2 separate regions of the Mus musculus genome follow, and region 1 is linked to region 2. Evidence: chromatin loops called from intact Hi-C (ENCODE). Cell type or tissue: left cerebral cortex. All regions are shown on one strand. Links, peaks and the distances in the headings refer to the core of each region. The heading gives the core; the rest is flanking DNA. Region 1 overlaps Gm38875 (a long non-coding RNA gene). Region 2 overlaps Hrh1 (histamine receptor H1).

Region 1 (5,375 bases), core at 326-5,325, 82 kb before region 2:
ATCTCAGGCTCTGCTCAGCCTGTGGCCCCTGGGAGTCATCTGGCATCATTTGTCCATCACTTTCAGACTGAGTCCCACCTTCTTTCCAGAACTAGTCCTTTTGAAGACCACACTGGTGACGCCCGACCACACTTGTCAACTTCTCTGGGCTATGAACAAAAGACCAGTTCCTGGCAAAAACTTAGTGAAACCGTTCTTCTGCTCGGAAAGTGTGATCAGGTGCCCATGAGAGCGAGGTTTCTGAAGACAACAGACAATTGAGCCTTTGAAGGGTAGTGACTCGGACAGGAAACAGAAGCCTGCAGGACAAGGCACCCAGAACTGAAGAAAACCCCCAAGTCCAGGCAGACAGGATGAGTGGCCTGGTACCATGGTGAATCCATGCAAGCTGCCCCTTAGGGGCGTCAGGTCTCTTTCAGGAGACAGGAAGGGGTCTGCTTATAGGAAATGTCTACCACATACTGCAAGACACAAAATGTGATAAAGCTCTTACTTCTCCCCTTACCCATTCTGAACAGAGGTGTTAGGGTAAGCGTGTTTTAAGGAAGAGGAAGCTAGCAGCCAGAGATGGATAACAACTTGAGCAGGATCCCACAGCTAGCAGATGACAGAGCTGGAGTCAAAGCGAGGTCCATCTGATTCTAGTTAGATTTCTATCGCGTGGTAAGCACCATGACCAAAAGGAACATGAGAAAAGGAGTTTATTTAATCTTTTGTGGTCTGTCATGAAGGGAAGCCAAGGCAGGAACCGAAACAGATGAGAATGAGGAAGAATGCTGTTTATTGGCTTGCTCAGCCTTCTTTCATATATAACCCAAGACCACCTGCCCAGGGGCATCATGGCACAATATGGGCTGGGCTCACCCACATCAGTCAATAATCAAGAAATGGGGGAGATAGTGTAACTATTAATAGCACCGGCTGCTCTTGCAGAGAGCCTGGATTTGGGTCCCAGCAGCTCACACAGCAGCTCACAGCTGTCCAAGGGATCTTCTGGCCTCCACAGACACTACACATACATGGTATACATACAAAAATGCAGCTAAACACTTATACAAATAAATAAAAGTAAGCCTTTATTAAAAACAAGAAAAAAAAAGAAAAGAAAAGGAAAGTGCCTGCCAGCTTTGCCATTTGACCATCCGTTGGAGGCAGTTTCTTAGATGACCTTCGCTTGTGTCAAGTTGACAAAAAAACTAACCAGCCCAGAAGTCTACTGTCTTTCCTTCCATGAGGATGGGAACGATCCAGGCACAGGACCAGCTCGATGTTTCTAGAAAGCGCTCTCAGAGGAGCTCTGGGTTGAGCAGATCCTGGCATATCCAGGGTCAGCATTCATACTTCTAAGTGTACATGACAAAAAAACAGAGAAGGACAGAGTGGGAATATGAGACTGGTGGACCCATGAGACACAAAGCTGACTCAGGGTCAGTGTGTGGAAACATCTGGAAGCAGATGTTATGGGAAATTGGCAGGAGCAGGCAGCAGGTTTCCAGGGTCTAAGAGCCTAAAGGGCCCTTTTCACTACTCCCTCCCCTCTCCAGGCAAGCCCAGCTTTCTCATGCAGGCACCAGGGCACGGCCCTTGCCAGCTTCTGGCTGTTGAGAACTTCAGCCATAGCTTATGGCCGGTGATTCCACTCTACAATAGTTGGGTGTACTTTCCTTTGGGATGGGGTGCTTTTCCTTATGCAGCCAAAACACAGGTAACACTTCCTCATGACCTGCTCCATGTCACAAAAGCTCTGGTAGGGGGTCTTTTCCACTCAGAGTAAGTTAGGCACCCACACTTCAACTACCTGTTCATTGGCTGCTAAGAATTCACAACTGCCCAGACTCCTTATTTCTGGAGAGTTGTTCAGAACAGAAACCCCCAGACTCTAGGGCTAATGGCTGAGATGGGAGTATGGAACTCTGGCCCATCTCAGCTGAAGCAGGAGCACCTCCGTGTTGCATAAGCAATTCTACAGCCCCTAAGAGATCACACCAAGGCCAGATTTACACCCAGATGACTCCCTGTTTTGCTCAGACCCTCCCTAGCCTGCCAGTTCACCTCGCCTTCCATAAGGGGCATGACCTGATGTCCCCAAACAACCCCCACGTCATTTTACAGAAGAGTTAACTGAGCTTACATTGAATGTCTTTGGTTTGGTCTGTTCCCAAAATTCAGATCTTTGTGTCCTTTCATCCTGCCTCCACTGGCCTGGCTGTAGCCTCAGCTCCCCTTGGCTCTACCCCCCCACGGTGAGTCATTGTCCTTGCTAGGACTTTATGTCATGGTCGGAAATCCTGGAGTGGCCACAGGCAGACATGGCTGACACTTTAAATGAGATTTCCCAGAAGCCTTACTTGGTCTGCCTAGGAGGCACACGGGGGGCAATAAACACAAACAAAGGCAGAGCCAGAGTCCTATGCCCACCCCACCTGCTCATCATCTGGCCCCCTGAAATGAATAGATTGCTTTGTTTTAGGTATATGAGTGTTCTACCTGCATAATCTATGTGCCCAGATATACATGTGCATGTTTGGTACTTTTGGAAGTTAGAAGAAGATATCAGATCCTCTGCAACCGGAGTTACAGGAGTTGTGAGCCACCATATGGTGCTGGGATCTGAATTGGGGGATTCTCTGCAAGAGCAGCCAGTGCTTTTAACCAGCAAGCCTTCTCTCTAGCCCCCAGGCCATAGACTCTCTAGCCCTGAATGCATGGCTCTTCTCTGCACACATGCACCCTCTAGTCTCTCATCCGTCTCTCATAAATGAAAGCAAATCTTACAAGTGACCTGCAGGGGTCCTGGGTGTGCAAATGTTGATCTTTGACAGAGGTTATCAACACCGTTCTGGGAACATGGGATGTTTCTGTCACCCTGTGATGCGTCTCTGTGCCTTTCCAGATAAGTCCCTTAGGCTGTCACTGTTCTGATGTCTATCACCATGAATTAGATGTACTTGTCCTTCTGCATGCAAATAGATTCACACACACTGGGTCTACACAGTCTGGCTTTTATTGGAGTGCTACCTCATTGTACAGCTCTATCTACCACAGTGTGCCCATCCATTCTTGGTTGATGGACACCTGTGTTGTTGCTCTCTTTGTTATAAGGTTGACATGAGCTCATTTCTTCTCTTCACTTTCCCTTCCTTCCTTCCTTCCTTCCTTCCTTCCTTCCTTCCTTCCTTCCTTCCTTCCTTCCTTCCTTCCTTCCTTCCTTCTTTTCTCTTTTAGCAGTTTCTTCCTATGTTACTCTGGCTGGCCTGGAACTCCCCCAGATCTCAGCCAGTCATGTAGCATCACCATGCATTCAGCCAGTCTCTAATTTTTTTATTTTTTGCTAACCACTTTTCCACTTGAAAATATTGTAATATTCTAAAAACCATCTTTCTCTTAAAAGTGAATGATTGGGAGTTAGAGAGATGATGCCGAGGCTAAGAGTTCACTGCCCTTCTAGAAGACTGAGTTCTGTCTCCAGCACCCACGTCAGGCAGCCCACAAGCTCCTTTAAGACCAGCTTCACTGATGGCCTCTTCTGACCTCCTTGGGCACTGGAACACACACACACACACACACACACACACACACACACACACACACACTTTAAAACCAGGACTGAGTGGAAATTAACTCCTGTGCACTTCTGACGTGACAGCGAAGCGCCATAGCAGGAGTCTGTTGCTGAGCCAACACCTCCAGCCAGCAGCTGCCGACTATAAGAGGATGCATCCTCTCCAGGAGTTCTGTGGCCATGGAGACGGCAGTCACGATGCATTCCATGTGGTAGCATTTCAGCTTAAATTTCCCCTGGATTTCACACTGTCCATGTGTGTCTTTCTCACCATAGATGGGATATGTTCATAACAGGAAATCACATAAATAAAAAAAGTTTGATCAGCCATATTCTCTTGAGATAGCATCATTCTTGCACCCAGCACCCATAGCCTGCTAGCCCTAATTAAAATTACACTAAAGCTTTTAATTTTGATAAAAGTCCAATGTATTAATTTTTCTCTTGTTGATTATGTTTTTGGTATCATATCTAAGAGGCAAATAGTTCGTGGTCTAATTTGTAAACAGTCCATGATCCACTTTGACCCGTTTGAGGGACAATGATTGGATGGCTTATGAAGCCAGTCTTCCCAGCTCCATTGGGTGAAAAGACTCTTTCTGGTTGAATGTCTTGGCACCGTCAGTTGGTCACAATGGAGGGCGTCTCCCTTCTCTTTCCCTGGTTTACGTGCTGTGCCTGTGCATCTCTCCTGTCTTTGGCACAGAAACTTTTGAATGTGAGAATTGTGACTCACTTCTTTTTTTTTTTTTTTTTTTTTTTTCTATTCCGGGTCTCTTGCATTTCCATATGAATTTTAGAATCAGTTTGTCAATTCTTTCAAAAAAAAAAAAGGGAGACAACTCTAAGTCTGGTAAGAGGGGTATTGATGAGTAGTAGATTTTTGGCAGCACAGACGTCTTAACAAAACCAAGTCTTCCAGTGCAGGCATCTTTCCCTGTGTGGAGCATTTTTGATTGCTTTCAAGGAGGCTTCCCTTCATAGTTTCTAATGTGAAAATCTTCTCAAAACAGCTTAGTGTTCCCTTTATTTATTGGGCATAGGGGACACAGACCATGGTATGGTGTGTGTGTGTGTGTGTGTGTGTGTGTGTGTGTGTGTGTAGGTCAGAGGACAACTTGAGGAAGTTGGTCCTCACCTGATACCATGTGGGTTCCAGGGATAGAACTCAGGTTGCCACATTTGGTGAGGAACACCTTTGCTTATGTCAGGTCCCAAAGAAACTCAGGACAAATGGCTCAGGTGGTGCACACTGGCCCAGGGTTACTCAATATCTGTGTCTCTTCTGCTCTGCTCTTCCTATCCTGCCTCCCACCCTAAACCTCTCCAGCCCAGGGCTTTGCTTCTCTCCCCAGCTACTGATTCGCACATAACCCATCCATTTTTCCCGTGTACTCTCTCCCCTCTCTTCTGCTCACTCTTCCCTTCTTCCCTTGCTCCCTGGACCTCCCCTCTCATGGCCTAATCTGTTCTGCTGGCCATGTTCAATCTGCTACTCTCTCTTTCTCTGCTCTGGACCCTTCCAGATGCCTCTAGTTAATGTCTCTCTCATATTGACAATGAAACCTCTCCTCTATCACACCTTGCAGTGGTCATATCCTCGTTTTATCCAACCTGCTGAGCCAAGCCCACAGCGTTCATGTGGTTTGTCTCTGTTCATTCGAGGTATTCTGAGCCTTTCACTACAAGTGAAATCATGCTATCATTTCATTGGTGGGGTTCTCATTGCTAGTGTACATAAGTAGCATTGGCTTCTATACATTGACCTGCTTTATGACCTGCCTGGACCCATTCATTACCTCCACTCTCTCTT
Region 2 (5,375 bases), core at 195-5,194:
GCCTTGTCCCCCTAGTGCTCCCTGCCTTGTCCTGTTCAGTGCTCCTTGCTCATCCCCACCTCAGTACTCCCTGCCTTGTTCCCCAGTGCTCCCTACCTTGTGCTGCTCACCCAAATGCTAAAATGTAAAACACCCAGTTCCTAAATACTTGTTATCAGAGGGACTTGAGAGCAATTGATTTGCCTGGGGAGTTTTCACTCTTTTCTTTGTGTGCTTGACAATGAAACTGCTCTGTAGGTTGGAACTGAGTGTGTGTGCATTCCCTAGCATCTGGACGCTGCCCCACAGCTCTCAGACCACCTTGGTCTGTCAGGCCGCTGACAAAGTGCCATCCCAAAGGTGGCTTAGCAGGCATTTGTCACTGTATTGGAGGCTGAAGGTTCATGCTCAGAGCCAATGTGGAAGCCTCTCAAAGTTCTCCCTCCTGCTGCATCCCCACACAGCCAGGGAGAAAACTGGTGAGTTCGTCCTCTTCTTACAAGGACCCTAATCTTGGGATGGGACCACCTAATGACCTTCTCTAAGCCTGATGACTCCCTAAAGATCTTTCCTCCTAATCCTGTCCACACAGAGGGTCAGGCTACAACGTGTGTGTTTAAGGAGTCATAGCACCCAGTCCACAGGACAGGTCCAGGAGCTGGTGGGATGGATCACTGCTTTGAGGGAGGGCTCTCTTGGCTCTCTAGGGGTAGCCAGTGAGCCCTGTTATTTATTGAACATGTAGTGTGTCAGGTTCTGTAGTAAGGAAACACTCTTCAGTGTGGCCCACCCAGCCTTACAGGCCCCTCTCACCATATGTGAGCCTTATTAGCTCCATTTTACAGGAGAGGCAGTGGGCTCAGCTGGAGGGGAAGGGAACTTAGGGACAAACTCTTGCTCCTTGTTCAGTCCTGCTGTCCAGGAAGACTTGGATTTCTGGGAGTTGGGACCTGGGCTTGATCTCCTGAATCCCACTCCAATGCTGATACAAGATGGTCCCACCAAACGTTAGTAGGAAGCAGCTTAGCTCTACCTCTTTCTGGGTGTCTTTATCCATGCTCCTTTCCCCTGTTTCTCTCTGTCTTCCATTCTCTCTCCCTTTCAGATTTATTTTTTATTACTTCTAGTTCTGCGAAGGTGTAGGTGTATGTCTGCATGAAGACATATGCGTGTAAAAGCGGGTGCCTATGGAGGCCAGAGACTTCAGATTCCCTGGAGTTGGAGTTACAGATGGTTGTGCACATCCTGAAATGGGCCGTGGGAACCACACTCAGGTGCTCTGGAAGAACAGCAAGTGCTCTTGACTGCTGAGCCATCTCTCTTGTCCCCACTTTCTTCCTAAAGACTTAAAGTGTATGCGTTTTACCTGCTTGTATGTACCATGTGCGCCTGGTGGCCACAGAGGCCAGAATAGAGTAGTGGACCCCCTGGTATTAGAGTTACAGATGGTTGTGAGCTGCCATGTGGGTGCTGGGAACCGAACTCAGGTCCTCTACAGAAAAACAGCCATCGTTCTTAGCGTTGAGCCATTTCGCCAGCCCCCTTCTCCTTGTCTCTTAAATGGGGCTAATCTCTACCTTGTCATGCTGCCTTCAGGACAAAATGAGAGACTGTTGCTTGTACATAGTAAGCAATACGTTAAAGCACCTGCCATTATCCTCAGCCCATCTATTTAGAGGCGAAGGCCTGGATCTAGTGAACAGGGTACCATGGAGACAGATGTGGCTTTGCCCTCGAAAAGCCCACGACTTAGCCTCTCAGTCAGTCAACATTAGCTGAGCGCCTGTTCAGTGTGATGTGTCTGAGCAGCCCATCAGAAGCTAGAATGTAAACCAGAATCCCGTGGAATACCAAATACCCCTCACCTCTCACTCCTGGGGCCCGGACAACCTGAGGAACACATCTGTAACAAACACAGCTACGCAGAGTTAGCTGGACGGTAAGCAGTTGTCTAGCGTGTGTGACCCCTGAGTTCCATCCTCAACCCTGGAAGAAATGGGAAAAGTAGCAGGATGTGGAGCTGGCCTGATCATAACGTGTTTGCCGAACAAGCATGAGGACCTGAGTTCAATCCCCAGTACCTACATAAACATTGAGTGTAAGCCCAGCGTTGGGGAGGAAGGGGGACGACGGGGATGCCAGGCTTACTGGCCAGCCAGTTTAGCCTCCAGCTTAGCAACCTCCAGGTTCTTCCAGAGACCCTCTCTCAAAAAATGAGTTGGAGAAAAACTGAGGAAGACTGGTGCCCTCCCTCACTCTGAGCTCTCACTGGCCTCCCGACTCTGATGCCCACATCAGCAGGTTCTCACACACTACAGGCTTTGAGAAGGGCTGGGTCAAGTGGACAGCCAATCAGAACATGTGCAGTGGAATCCATCCTGGGGAGGAATGGCAGGGTATGCTTGCATCCGGCCATCAAATGGCACATCACTGTGAGCCTGGTGCCAGCCACAGACCCACAGTTATATATTTTTTTGCCTCAGAGAGATTTGCAGCAGGAATCTCAGATGCCAGTTTCTCCCCGCTGTGAGGTGGTTGTCTGCAGGGCTCTGCCTTCCTTCAAATGGGGAGGAAAAAGAAAAGGCGTTCTATCTGTTCTGAGGCAAATGTGTCACTTCAAATGGATTCTTTCCCAGCTTGGACGCAGTTCTCATCCCTAGCTGGTGAGTCACCGCAAATGTTGCCTTTTCTTGCCGCCTCTGGTTAGCAGAGAGCAGATTTCACAGCACATGGCTCAGGGAAGGCCCCGAGAGGATGATTCTCTGAAGGCCACCGTAGGACTCCACCTAGCCCCGTGGGGAGGGCCATGGCCCTGTGGCTGAGTGGAGGGTCTTTTCACTGTAGTGGCTTCCTGTTCTTGCTTCCTCCGACCCAGCCTCTGTGGTGTTGTTTTCAGACTGCCTGAATAGATGACAGCCTGCTGGTTTTAATGGGAATAGGCCCCATATTCCTTATGATGTTCTCAAATACAACCAGTCAGTCAGTCAGTCAGTCAGTCAGTCAGTCAGTCAGTCACAGAACATAGCCACCAAGAGTGTGGGCACTGGAAATCATCCTCCAGGGCTCCTTCCCTTGACCGGATCAAAACCAAAGTTCTTACCTTGTCTCCACTCCACTCACTGTCAGCTCTGGCCACACCTAATTCTTTGCTGTTCATCTTACATGCCAGGGCATGTCCACCCCAGGGCCTTTGCACTGACCGTGTCTTCTTTCTGGAATGTTCTTTTCCAAAGGTATTAGTATCATAGATTCCCTCATTTTTTGTGTCCCTGCTTGGATGCCACCATCTCACCTCAGCCACTTCAGTCCATCAGTATCCCTTAGCATTTTCACTACCTAGCACATTATTTATTTACTGGGGTTTTTCTTTGTGGCCCATGTCTCCCCACTAGAATAAAAGCATTTATAAGTAGGACTTCTCTTATGTTCCCACATGTTTAATATACTGTAGGACCATAATAAGGGTTACTTGACTGGCTGGCTGGCTGGCTGGCTGGCTGGCTGGCTGGCTAGCTTGGTTTTTTTTTACTAGCTGTGTGACTAGCTCTGTGTGATTAGCATCTCTGATCCTTAGTCTGTACATTCATAAAATGACCTTGCATGGTGAGAAAGGTCTGCTAGGTTAGCGAGATCTGCATGGTTAGAGGTTTGCATGGTTAGAGAGGTTTGCACGCTAGACAAGATAAGTTTATCTACCTCTAGTCTTTTTGTATAGCTGTCACAAATTGCCACAGAGTGGGTAATTTATAACAAACAGAAATTTATTTCTCACAGTGTGGAGCTAGTAAGCCCAGGATTAAGGTTTGACAAGTTCTTATCTGGCGAGGGCCCCTTCCTCAGATGACACTGAATGCCCTCCCTCATGTGGCACAAGAGATGAAAGAGTCAAGACTTTCTGGAGCCTTGATTGTAAAGATTGATCCTGTCTGGGAAGTAGCTGGCATGGCCTCTGCCTCCCAAAGGTGCCATATCTTCTTACCATTATCAGCATTTATTGATATTGGCATTGAGACTCCAACCCAGGGCCTCAAAGCCACCAGGTATGTGCTCTGCCTCTGAGCCACACCCTAGTATAGATCCACTTCTGATTGCTATTGCCTTGGGAGTTTAAGTTTCAGCCAAGCTGCCTGGAGGAACACAGACATTCAAACCATAGCTGCACACACATCCTAGTCATTGGTCTATATGACACTCAGTATGTTCAGTCCCAGTAAATGCCATTAGACTGTTACCAAGACCAGCAATGCTAAAGAAGATGAAAGAGGCTCCCAAAGGACTGTCATGTTCAGAGATGGCAGAGGTCTGCCCATGTGGCTCAAATGCAAAGACTTCTCTGGGCAGGTGTGATGAGCTGGGCCCCTGAGCATATGGGATGGTGGCATAGGGGGTGGCACTGTGTGAACCAGAAGACTTCGAAGGGGGAGTCCTGTGGGGCTGGGCTGAAATACTTCCAGAAGGAAGTATTCAGCATGAGGAGCAGGGAGAGCAGAACAAACATGAAGGGAGGCATGCTTTTCCTTTGTGGGAGAGGAGATGCCCCTGGTGCATTCTGGGAAGCATGATCAACAGAACTTAAAGGGGGCAGAGTGATTCTGAGCCTGCTCAGAGGAGAGGGCTATGCAGCCAGAAGGCAGGTGCCTGAGCATAGCTCTGCTCACTGTCACAGCCCCACTGGAGGGTGGTAGAAAAGATTACAAGCTTGTTATTCTAATACCAGGGTCACCTGAAAGTATCACATCCAGAAGAAACCAGTCGGTGGTGGCAATATTTCCCAGCACCAGGTATGGCACTGTTTAATAAACTTGGGGGGCCAGTCCTTCATGAGGGATGAAGAATGAAGGCTCCCTCTGCATTTACCACCCACCCCTTCACTCATCTATGCCCACAACCAGAACAGAGTGCCTTACTGTGTCCAAGTCAGTGCGTTCAGTGGGCAGCACAGGCTTATCACTCTGCCTCCGTGTCTCTGTCTCATTTTCTACTCAGAGGGAAAAATTCTGTAACTGAAGAGAAGTGGAAGATGCAGTTCCTGGTAGGTTTCGGTTGTGTTTCAGCTCCAGTCGGTTTGTCAAGTCACTCACAGTAGGTTTCTGGGCCCACAATCCAGATTCTCAAGGAAGGAATCTGACGGTAGGTTAGAGATGGGTTAGAGATGAGTTAGAGATGGCTGCTTTGTCATTAGGAGGCAGGACAGGGAGATGGTGTTCTTGCACCCTCCCCTGCAGCAGTGAGCTGGCCCCTCTGGCCAGGGAATATAGCAGAGCAGAATTTTCTAACTCCACACAGTTGGCATGCGATGAAGTTAATAACTCACTGTAGAGAGCTGTGAAAACTGAGAGCAGTAATAGTGACAAGAATGGACGTCCCCAAGTGAGAACTCAGTGAGCAGGGTATCT

The links. Peaks named below come from ENCODE experiments on the same cell type or tissue, not always from the same donor. Only the 100,000 strongest peaks of a DNase experiment are listed, where the experiment ranks them.
Region 1: it touches region 2 in a loop (2.6-fold over the local background); 4 of 42 quality-filtered maps call a loop at or near these places.

The regions. Positions count from the first base shown.
Region 1 is chr6:114,364,155-114,369,529 of GRCm38, forward strand. The region is part of intron 2 of Gm38875 (a long non-coding RNA gene); the gene reads right to left. Among named protein-coding and RNA genes, the nearest start is that of Gm38875, 31 kb to the right of the region's middle. In left cerebral cortex, for the core only: no CTCF peak of the experiment used is centred there; DNase peaks (open chromatin) are centred at 2,804, 3,747, 4,198 and 4,477; H3K27ac peaks cover 1,784 bases.
Region 2 is chr6:114,446,433-114,451,807 of GRCm38, forward strand. All of the region lies in intron 1 of Hrh1 (histamine receptor H1), which reads left to right. Among named protein-coding and RNA genes, the nearest start is that of Hrh1, 51 kb to the left of the region's middle. In left cerebral cortex, for the core only: a CTCF peak has its summit at 2,885; DNase peaks (open chromatin) are centred at 2,596 and 4,939; H3K27ac peaks cover 4,541 bases.